Linked DNA regions of Homo sapiens: all the other regions are linked to region 3. Evidence: chromatin contacts called from ENCODE Hi-C or POLR2A ChIA-PET data. All regions are on one chromosome and are shown on one strand. The core of a region is the stretch at or near the end of the contact, and the rest is flanking DNA. Distances in the headings are between cores, read along the strand shown. Region 1 has its middle 22 kb from the start of LINC01267. Region 2 has its middle 5.7 kb from the start of LINC01267. Region 3 has its middle 64 kb from the start of LINC01267.

Region 1 (3,575 bases), core at 205-2,704, 85 kb after region 3:
GAGAACGTGCAGCTGGAAATGCCTCAGAGACCACCTTGTTCCACCAATGGGCAGTCAAAGCCAGATGTGCCTTAAGACTTGCCTGAGATCGCTCGGCAGGTGAGAGAGGGTAAGAAATTTCCCCACCCCACGGATTCAGCCAGAGGTGTGCCGCCCACGGGGTCCAGGCTCTGCAGCCCCTCCTCCTCCTACCCAGCTCCGAGACTGCTGGGGTCTCCACACAGCAGCCCACCCAAGGCTGGCGGGTGAGGGCCAAGGGCTCTGTCTGGTGAAGAATAAACTCTGAGGAAGTTTTAGGGCAGAAGAGAACAACTGGACCATTCCGGAGGAAGTTGTAAGGGGGGTAGATACTACACATGTGCCTCAGTTCCTCCACCTGTCTCTCTGCATCCATGATTTTCCATCCCTTGGAGGGCCATGGCTGGGGAAGGACAGTGGGACCATCCTCAGGGCCCTCCGGAAGTGGTCTGCCTGCTGGCGTCGACAAGCACCAGTTTGGGGGACATGTCACCCTCCTGTCCTCAGTCACAATCAACTTCTCACTGGACCCTCTCCCCAGCCCAAAACCCAACCCTTCTATGGAGTCCTCCAGGCTCAGCTCAAGAGCCTTTCTTTCAGGAAGGTTCAGTGTGCCCCACCCACAGCGAGAATGTCCCCCTCCCTGGCTGCCTCACTTGTTGTCTCTCTAGGCTCTCCTGCCTTCTCTCTCTCTCTCTCTCTCCCCCTGTCTCTCTGGCTCTCTCCCTTTGCCACCTGCCCCCACACCTCCACACCTCCACACCCTGACACTTACCAGTCCCGCTTCCCTTGCTGTCGGCGTTCATCCTGGAGTCATGTGACATACTCCCCACCCTGCCCCTAAACTCTGTTTCCTGACCTCAATGCCAGCCCCTCTGCAGGGCACTGCCCCCTCCATGTCCCATGGAATCCCACACCCCCATGCAAGGGGTCCTCACTGGACAGAAGAGAACGCCGGGGCTCAGACAGAGCAGGCAACCTGCCTGAGGTCACACAGCCCAAGTGGCGGCAGCACCGATGTCAACACCCAAGCTGTCCGACCCGATTCCCAGGCTCTTGAATAGACCTGCCGTCTCTCCAGCTGGGGTAGGGCCTCTGTTCAGCCCATATCCCCTCACCATGGGGTCTTTCTGAAACAGATAAACCACAGGGGTGGAGTGGGGGCCTTGACACTCAGCAACACCCCGAGGAGGCTTCCCCTCAGGGCCTGGGCAGCCTGAGCCCTGAGCCGTTTCTGAGGGTGACCTGAATTGGCTCTTCCTGCCTGGTCTGTGTTTGTGTCAAGCTGGTGCCTGAGCGACGTGAGGGTGGGCAGGCTCCCCTGGCAGCAGCTGCCCCTGCCAGGATGGGCAGGGCCTGTGCAGGCACCAAGGATTGATGGTCTTTGCAGGGTGGGCAGCCGGGGCAGGCTGCGGAAATTCTGGGAGAAGCAGCTGCCTCACCCAGGGGAGTGGGAGGGAGGAGGAGAGAGGAGGGTGGCAGAGACAGCAGGAGGAGGGGTTTTCCTTGGGCTGTCCTTGCAGTGACATGCCTGCATGTCTGGGGCATGAGCTGACTGCCCAACTATGTCCACAGCCACCTACCAGGGCCCGCCCACCTTGGGGACAGGGCCGGCAGCCGGCAGCTTCAGGCTCCAAGATGCTCACCAGTGGCTTTGTAGCCTTCTCTCTGCCTAGGAACCCAGGAGGAAAGACACAGCCCCACTTCCTATAGCCAGGTGAGGGTCTAGGCACCTCCCAAAGCACATTCCACAAGGGAGGAAAGAGATGCGGAGGGAGCAGAGTGGCCTAGGGTCACACAGCCAGTACCCTCTCTGTGATGACAGCTTGTCTGCTGCCCCATTCTAGCTCCTAATTCTCAGTCATTCTCAGCCCCCCAGAGCCCTGTGTAGCATTTGCCCCTAAACAGATGTCCAGTGCTTGCTTGTTGAATGAGCGAATGAATAAAAACAGACAAAGCTGGGACAGAGGCACCTCAATGCCCTGAACAGTGTTCCAGCCTTCCTCTGGGCAGGTATGGTGATGATCCCCGTGTTATCAGTCAGGAAACTGAGGCTTAGAGTCTTAGAGTAGCATCCAGCTCAGGACTCTCCTATTTGGCGTCCTGGCAGGAGGTGTCTTACGGAGCCAGTGTCCACCCTGTGGCCTGCATGCTGTGTCCCCAAGCTACCTCTAGGGTGAAATGAGGTCATGGACGGATTTGGGGCTGGGAGTGGTTTCTGACCACTGGGCCACCTGCCCAGTGGATGCCAGGTCAAGCCCCCCTTCTTGGCCACCCCCTGAGAACTGAGGTGGCCCCAGGGCTAGGCCAACTGAATGTCTCTTCCCCTTTTTGATCATATTATTGAATATAAAGGAGCCTGGGAACCACACCCTTTGGAGCTCAACAGAGTTTTTTATGCCCTTAAGAAGCTGGCTGACCCCACACAGGCTCCTTAACCTCTCTGAGCCCCAGTTTTCCCACCCGTAACACAGGACCCCAAACCATGCCACCTGGATCAGAGGGAGTCAGACATAGGAACAACAAAAGGGGTTGCAGCCTTGCATGAAATACTACACAGCAGTGAGAATGCATGAATGGCAGCTACACATGCTGGCATCATGAGCCTCAGAAACACTACGGAAGGAGAAAAGGCAAGTTCCAGAAGAAGGCATTCAGTGTGATCCACTTTACATGAAGATTTAAAAAACACATATTTGGTATATATTATTTGTCAATACATTCATATGTATTAATAGTAAAAGAATAAAAATATACTTTGAACAAGAAGCATCAAGTTCCAGACAGTGGTTAGCTTTGGTGAAGACACGGAGGCATAGGTAGGTGTATGTTTTTGTTTTTGTTTTGAGACAGAGTCTCACTCTGTCGCCCAGGCCGGAGTGTAGTGGCACAATCTCAGCTCCCTGCAACCTCCGTCTCCCGGGTTCAAGAGATTCCCATGCCTCAGCCTCCCAAGTAGCTGAGATTACAGGTGCCTGGGCCCACACCTGGCTAATTTTTGTATTTTTAGTAGAGATGGGGTTTCACCATGTTGGCCAGGCTGGTCTCAAACCCCTGACCTCAGGTGATCCGCCCACCTCGGCCTCCCAAAGTGCTGGGATTACAGGCATGAGACACCACTCCCAGCCTGGTAGGTCTATGTTCAACCGATCCAAGATACAGGTTTGTTAAAATTTGACCTGTTCAGCATCAGTAGTCCTCCTCTCTCCAGCTGTCCAGCTGAGAGATAATGGGGATAAGTGCTGTTTTGGAGGTGTATTTTGACAGGACTTGCTTAGGGGTTGCATGTGCCTTCAGGCAACTACTTAACCTTGCCAAGCCTCAGTTTCCTCATCTGTGAAGTGGGGAAATAATCCCTGCATGGAGTGTTGAGAGGATTCAAGGCAGTCATGCATACACATAAAGCCCTCTGTGCAGTGCCTGGTGCACTGAGACACTCCTCCAGCAGTGGAAACAACTGAGGTCATCACTAACTTTCGAGGCGGACTGGGGGTGGGGGTCTGTGTGGCGAGCCTGAGACTTGGGGCCCCAGAGCTCATTAGCCCACTAGTAAGCCA
Region 2 (3,171 bases), core at 641-3,140, 69 kb after region 3:
AGTGTATTCTTAACTGTTATCTCCTTCACACTGCACAACTGCCCATCTAGTAAAAGGAGAAACTGGCCGGGCGTGGTGGCTCACGCCTGTAATCCCAGCACTTTGGGAGGCCGAGGCGGGCGGATCATGAGGTCAGGAGATCGAGAACATCCTGGCTAACACAGTGAAACCCCGTCTCTACTAAAAATACAAATAATTAGCCAGGCGTGGTGGCGGGCACCTGTAGTCCCAGCTACTCGGGAGGCTGAAGCAGGAGAACGGCATGAACCTGGGAGGCGGAGCTTGCAGTGAGCCGAGATCGCGCCACTGCACTCCAGCCTGGGGGACAGAGCGAGACTCCGTCTCAAAAAAAAAAAAAAAAATGGGGAAACTGAGGGTTCAAGAGGAAAGGTGACTTGCTCCGTCTGCCTGACTCTAAGACTCATTTCTTAGTGCCATAGGAATCCACAGTGTAGGTGTGGTGGTGTAAGGGAGGAGAGGGAGGAAGGTAATTTATAACTCTGGAGACGCTGACTGAGAAGTCTTCCACCCCCCACTAAACAGAATGTGGGTTCCATAGCATATAATACATGCTTACTGAATGCACAGTGGAATGGACGAACACTAGGCTCATTGGTGGTGCTCAGTGCTTGGTGCTCAGTGTTTGCTGAATGAATGAATGACTCTCAATAGGGCATATTAAAAAACTTCCAGCTACTGTCCTTAGTAGAGCAGTCTGCTGCTCTTTCCCCCAATACCATATTTCCTCTTCTCCACTTTTCTATTTCTCTGGTGGGCTACTTGTCCAGCTCAGCTTCTCATGTTTGGAAGTAACTGTCTCTGCTTCTCTCTGACTCCTACCCCTCAAGGCTAAGCTGTTCCATGATCCATTCCTTCAAGAGCATCTCTTTCTTGACCAAGGAATGAGCACTAACAGGCTGACTTGGTTCTTCTTCAGGAGACAGGCTTATACTTTGAAAAGGGAGGCCTTGTGAAAATAGAATCTGAGAACTTGGTGTGTGGTCTGGCAGCATCCGGGACCAGGGCTCAGCTTGGGACTGGAGTTAGAGCTTAGTCTATGACCACAGTCAGGGCTGTCTGGAGTCAGGATCAGGGATTCAGTTAGGGCTCAGGACTCAGTCTATAACTTGGGTTAGGATTCAGCCTGGGTTAAGTTAATTAATTTATTTATTTATTATTTATTTATTTTTGAGATGGGGTCTCGCTCTGTCACCAAGGCTGGAGTGCAGTGGTGCGGTCTTGGCTTACTGCAACCTCCGCCTCCTGGGTTCAAGCAAACCAATCCTCCCACCTCAGCCTCCCGAGTAGCTGGGACTACAGGTGCACACCACCATACCTGGCTAATTTTGTGTATGTTTAGTAGAGACGGTGTTTCACCATGTTGGACAGGCTGGTCTCAAACTCCTGACTTCAGGTGATCTGTCCACCTCAGCCTCCCAAAGTACTGGGATTACAGGCGTGAGCCACCATGCCCGGCCAAGCCTTGGTTAATGTTTGAGCTCAGACAGGGGCCAGGTTTGCATTCATCCCATGAGCTAGGATGGTGGATTAGTCTATGGTTAGGGTCAGGGCTCTAGGACCACGATCAGGCCTAAGTCTGTGGCCAGGACTAGGGTGCGGTGTGTGACCAGGATCAAGCCTCAGCCTAATCAGAGCTTCCAGAACTACTAAGCTCCCTCCCAAAAGTTGATTCCCTGGAATCAACTAGATTTTCCTCTATTCCTTAAGACGTAGCTTCTTTCTAGAGAGTGCCCTCCTAGTGCTGCTCACACGGCCCTTGCAGCCCTGCAGGAGAGCTGCCTCAGCGCCTCCGCCGAGACCCTGCCTCCCGCCTCCCTGCCTCCTGGCTCCAGGGTTATTAAAGGAGGAATCTGTGGGAAGAAGAGAGTAAACAAAATCCATCACGCGGGGCTGGGGCTGGCGCCCGTTCCTCCTGCGGCTCCGCAAGCTGACTCGGAAACCAACAGCGCTGAGCGGACAATGTTGACAGGAGACTTAATGAAATCCAGAGGGAGGCGCCCTGGCAGGGCCTACCTGGAAGGAGGCCCGAGCTGATAATTACATTAATTCTGGTCTATGTCCCAACAAGCGCAGAAGCAAGGGCTGGGTCCAGGGCCCGTTCACCCAGGGCTCCAGGAGTCTGTCATAATTACGGGGAAAAATAAGTTTCGGAACTTACATAACCTCACTGCTTGGGCCCTGAGGGTTAGACCCACTTTGCTTTGCTTTTCCAGGAAATGCACATATGGCAAAGCTACACTTGTGTGCCAGGATCACCTCTGTGGGTCACAGAATGTGTGAGAGCACTGGGCAGGAGCTTGGTTCTTGTCCGCATTTCTCAGATGAGCCAAACTGAGGCTCGGGAGCAAAATGGTCTCATTCAGAGTCCTGCAACCAAAAGGCACAGGGCTAGCATCAAGCTCCGTATTCCAGTTTTCCCTCCTCGAAACCACTCCAGCATGGAGACTGTGGGTGACCGGGAGCGGGGAGATGCATTCTGCCCAAGAAAGGAAAGGAAGAGAATGGTGCCCTTCTCAAATGGTGCATTGGAGGGGGCCAGGCTAAGAAGAAGGAAGAGCCGGCCAGGCAGAGAACACAGCAGATAGAAAGGCACAGTGGCTGGGAAGGATACAGCGTGATGGGAGGAAGGGGTCATCCCATAGGGCTGAGTGCTAGTTCAAGGGCAGAACTGGGGTAAGGAAGTTGAGGCAGGGGCATGAGGAGCATCATATGTTGGAGCCACAGAAAAGTCTCCCACAGCTCCTCTTATTTGAGCCTCACGAACTAGATGCTTTCATTGTTCCCATCTTACAGATAAGTAAACTGAGGCTTAGGAAATTTGAGTCTCTTGCCCAGAGCAACGCAGCCCAAAAGTAGTACTGCTGGGATTAGAACCATGTCTGTTGGGCTTAAACTGCTCCTTCAAACACACTTCTTTCCTGCCTTGCATGCCCCCTGCCGACTTTCCTCACTTTCCAGTTTGGCTCAGCCTGAGATGCCAGCCTGAAGATGCTCCTGGCCAGTGTGGAAAACCACAGAACCTTCAAGAACAGGGTGGCAGCAGGGGCACACTGCATACTCAGGCCTCTGCAGGGCTGTCTCCGGGCGAGGAAGCGGAGGGTCAGGGCCCTAAGGCCTGTGGTGGCAGGAAAGGGGGGAATTAAGGGGAAG
Region 3 (3,248 bases), core at 629-3,128:
GCTCAAGGTGCCTGCTGGGTCCCTCTGCACTGCATTTGCTGTCGAATGTGCTCTCTGGCCAGGAACGCTGGGCTTTCACGTGCCACCAAGCACAGGATCCAAGGAGGAGAGATGGCCTATACTTGGTTGCCCCGGTTTCCTCATCTGTGCTGTGAGGTTGATCATCCATGGCAGGCCCACTTCCCAGTGTTGATCATCCATGGCAGGCCCACTTCCCAGTGTTGATCATCCATGGCAGGCCCACTTCCCAGTGTTGATCATCCATGGCAGGCCCACTTCCCAGTGTTGATCATCCATGGCAGGCCCACTTCCCAGTGTTGATCATCCATGGCAGGCCCACTTCCCAGTGTTGCTGGGAGTCAGAGCCGGGTGGTGGACGGAGGGAGTCTGTCCTGGCTCAGAGAGTGGCACGTGTGTCTTCTCCTTGGGTCAGCCTTCAGATCCAGTAGATGACCTTCTGGAACCCACAGCTCAGAGGCTAAAACTCACATGCCAACAGCATTTGCAAATGAGGGACGCAGCCCCAGCGCCATTCCTCACGTCATTGAGGGGAAGAATAGTATAGTGGCCATGAGCACAGACTGGTTTTGGCTAGACTGGGTCCAAATCTTGGCTCTGCCACTTACCAACCGCAGACCTCTGAATCTCGGTTTCCTCGTCAACAAAGGGATTAATAAACAGTAAAATAAATCATTGGCAAATAGCATATCGATACCTTCTGTTCGCTTATCCTGCAGCCATGACAGACACTGCTAATCATTCAAGATATTCTTTCTCACTGACCCTCAGAATCTTCTGTATGTCCAGAGCTCCAGGCAGCCACTCCCAATAGGTAGGATTTGGCATGTGAGATGAATCTTTTTTGTCATCTCATTACGATACCTTTAGAGCACAGTTTCTGGCACATAGCAGATCCTGCATAAAAGCTACCATTCAGCCTCTGCTCATTGCAAGAATCCTTATCCATTATCCCCAACTTCTGCTTACTCACCTCCAGTGACGGGAAGCTCACTGTTTCCTGAGAGTAGCCATTCCATTGCTGGACAGTTCTGATGATTAGGAAGTTCTCAAATGACCCTCCCTTTTTCCTCAAACAGTCTATAATTCTATGGCAAAGAGCCCCCTTCCTTCCTGCATGAGCTGTCATTTACAGATTTAGGTGATTTATTTTTAGGTGATAAGTTTGAACCTCCTGAGGAGTAAACCCTTTCTCTCAGCTTGCATATAGTTGATCCCAGGCTAGCTAAGCATCTTCAGCACTTGATGGACATGTTTGGGGGAGTGAGAGTGTGTGTGTGTGCATGTGTGTGTGTGTGTCTGTGTCAGAATGTATGGGTGAGTAGGAGAGATTGAGAAAGAGAAAAAAGAGAGAGAAGACAGAATGAGAGAATGTATTTTAAAGCATACCAGCCAATGTCACTCCTTATGTAAGCCCAATAGCTTCCCAGGGGATTGGGGTTGTATTCAGGGCCCCATCATTAGCTGATTAAGGCTGATTATTCCAAGGGGAGGGGGTAGTGAAAAGGGACAAGAAGTTACATAACTATCCATTTATTTAGATTTAATCCATGTTTCTAAATTTAGGAGCTGGAAGAATTCAAAGGTGCGCCCCCTGGCATTAGAAGTGGTGCTGGCCACACAGGGGAACGTGGGTGTGGTGAGTGTTGGAGACCAATACCACCCAGGGTCACAGTGGGGGATTTTTCCCAGGGCACAGTTCAGGGACTTCATCTCACAATCCCAGGAGAACTGTAAAAGGACCCAGTATTGCTCAACCCATTTCATACCCTGGAGCAGGTGCATAATGTGACTAGGATGGGGGCAGTGTTACAGAGGGGTGGAGAGCATGCTGATGTGGGAGAGGGAACCAGAACTGAATGTCCTGTGAAGGGGAGCAGCTCTAGGAAAACCTGGACAGTCATGGTCACCCCCAGGGTATCGCATGTGTTCATGCATATGTCCTAGTGTGGCCATTTCCAGATGGATTCCCTTTCTGCGTGGACTCATAGCTTTGCTGTTCTAAACATTTTGTGCAGGGGTGTAGAAAATCATGAAAGTCATTCAGGTTCTGCCTTCCACAAGGTCGCTGCATTTAAGTGGGCCTCTCTCATATCAAAAATAGTGTAGGTTCACATACATAAAGAGGTAATTTATTTGCAGATGGCTGCAAAGGACACTCTAACAAAATAATTATTACAACTTTTTTGGAAGCTAGAAGTATCTTGAGCAAAGGGAGTCATTTTCTGATTTGAGCAAAGACACCACATGGGCTCACAGTGACCTGCCTCTAACTTCCACGGATGCTGACTGTATCCAACTCCGAGTTCACATCAATAGTGATCCTGTTTAGAGAGAAGCTGCTGAAAGCTGAGGATAAAGAACAGCTGCAGAGCTGTGACTCATCATTCAAGGTCTCAGAAACATTGCAAAGGCCATTGCAAAGAGGTGACAGCACTCTGTAAGAGCGCATGAGGTAAGGTGCATATAAAAGCACTTTATTAACTGTAAGGAATCCACATTCATTTGAGGAAAGGCTGTGAAGTTGTGTTATAGTAGAACACATGCCAGACTTGAACTCAGCGGCTTTCTAGTTCTGTTACCAGTAAGAATCACATGGAAAAAAGGCTGCAAGAGACCCTGCTCCAGAGCCTGGCTCACAACGAACCCTCTATGAATGATTGATTTCTCTCTCAACACTACTTTTAAAGCACCCCGGCAGTGTGGACACTGGAATGTGATATTTTCTTTGAAACCCTATGTACTTACAATAAAATTCCAATTTGTTACCCTGACTAAAAATCCTGTGTCTGACGCCCTGCCCCCCAGTCCCACTCATGCCCTGCCACACTCTCTGGGCTCACTCTACTCCTTCCCTTGAACACACCAAGCCCATTCCTACCCCAGGGACTTTGCACTCACCACTCCTCTTCCTGGAACACTCTTCCCTCATCTTTCCTTGACTGGCTGTTTATCCTCATTCATGTCTCAGCATGAATGTCACCTCCTAGATGGAAAATAGCCCCTGGTGCCTCCAACCACCTCACTCTACTTCAACTTTCTGCATTGTCCTTACTGCTTTCATACACTTTCATCCTCTGCTTGCTTATTTTCTGTCTCCACCACCAAAATTTAAGCTCCACAAGGGCAGAGATTTTTGTCTGTCTTGCTCACTACTGTAGTCCAAACGGCGGGTGTCTGACAGAGGGTGTTGATGAATGACCGCACTTTGTGAGAATGGAGAGGTCAGC

What was found. Hi-C counts contacts between places; a loop is a spot of excess contacts on that map. ChIA-PET counts read pairs that join two places held with the same protein, here RNA polymerase II (POLR2A). Pooled maps may share reads with other maps.
Region 1: a map of HepG2 shows a loop between it and region 3 (1.9-fold over the local background). The contact joins two enhancer-like sites. A Hi-C loop is called at or near these places in 6 of 168 maps with a recorded cell type or tissue (Caco-2, HepG2, K562 and 3 more) and 3 of 50 pooled maps. POLR2A ChIA-PET finds 5 or more read pairs at or near these places in 4 of 52 experiments (H1, OCI-LY7, activated CD8-positive, alpha-beta memory T cell and 1 more).
Region 2: a loop to region 3 is called in a pooled map, with 5 times the contacts of the local background. The contact joins two enhancer-like sites. A Hi-C loop is called at or near these places in 1 of 168 maps with a recorded cell type or tissue (Caco-2) and 2 of 50 pooled maps. POLR2A ChIA-PET finds 5 or more read pairs at or near these places in 3 of 52 experiments (OCI-LY7, PC-9 and activated CD8-positive, alpha-beta memory T cell).

The regions. Positions count from the first base shown.
Region 1 is chr3:14,373,202-14,376,776 of GRCh38, forward strand. No RefSeq gene overlaps it. Among named protein-coding and RNA genes, the nearest start is that of LINC01267, 22 kb to the left of the region's middle. RefSeq lists an enhancer at 3,277-3,575. Within about 2 kb of position 1,455, at least 6 of the 41 ENCODE cell types and tissues checked have a DNase peak (open chromatin) inside an H3K27ac peak, as active enhancers do; they include psoas muscle, where a contact is called at or near this core.
Region 2 is chr3:14,356,666-14,359,836 of GRCh38, forward strand. No RefSeq gene overlaps it. Among named protein-coding and RNA genes, the nearest start is that of LINC01267, 5.7 kb to the left of the region's middle. Within about 2 kb of position 1,891, at least 10 of the 41 ENCODE cell types and tissues checked have a DNase peak (open chromatin) inside an H3K27ac peak, as active enhancers do.
Region 3 is chr3:14,287,363-14,290,610 of GRCh38, forward strand. No RefSeq gene overlaps it. Among named protein-coding and RNA genes, the nearest start is that of LINC01267, 64 kb to the right of the region's middle. Within about 2 kb of position 1,879, at least 2 of the 41 ENCODE cell types and tissues checked have a DNase peak (open chromatin) inside an H3K27ac peak, as active enhancers do; they include psoas muscle, where a contact is called at or near this core.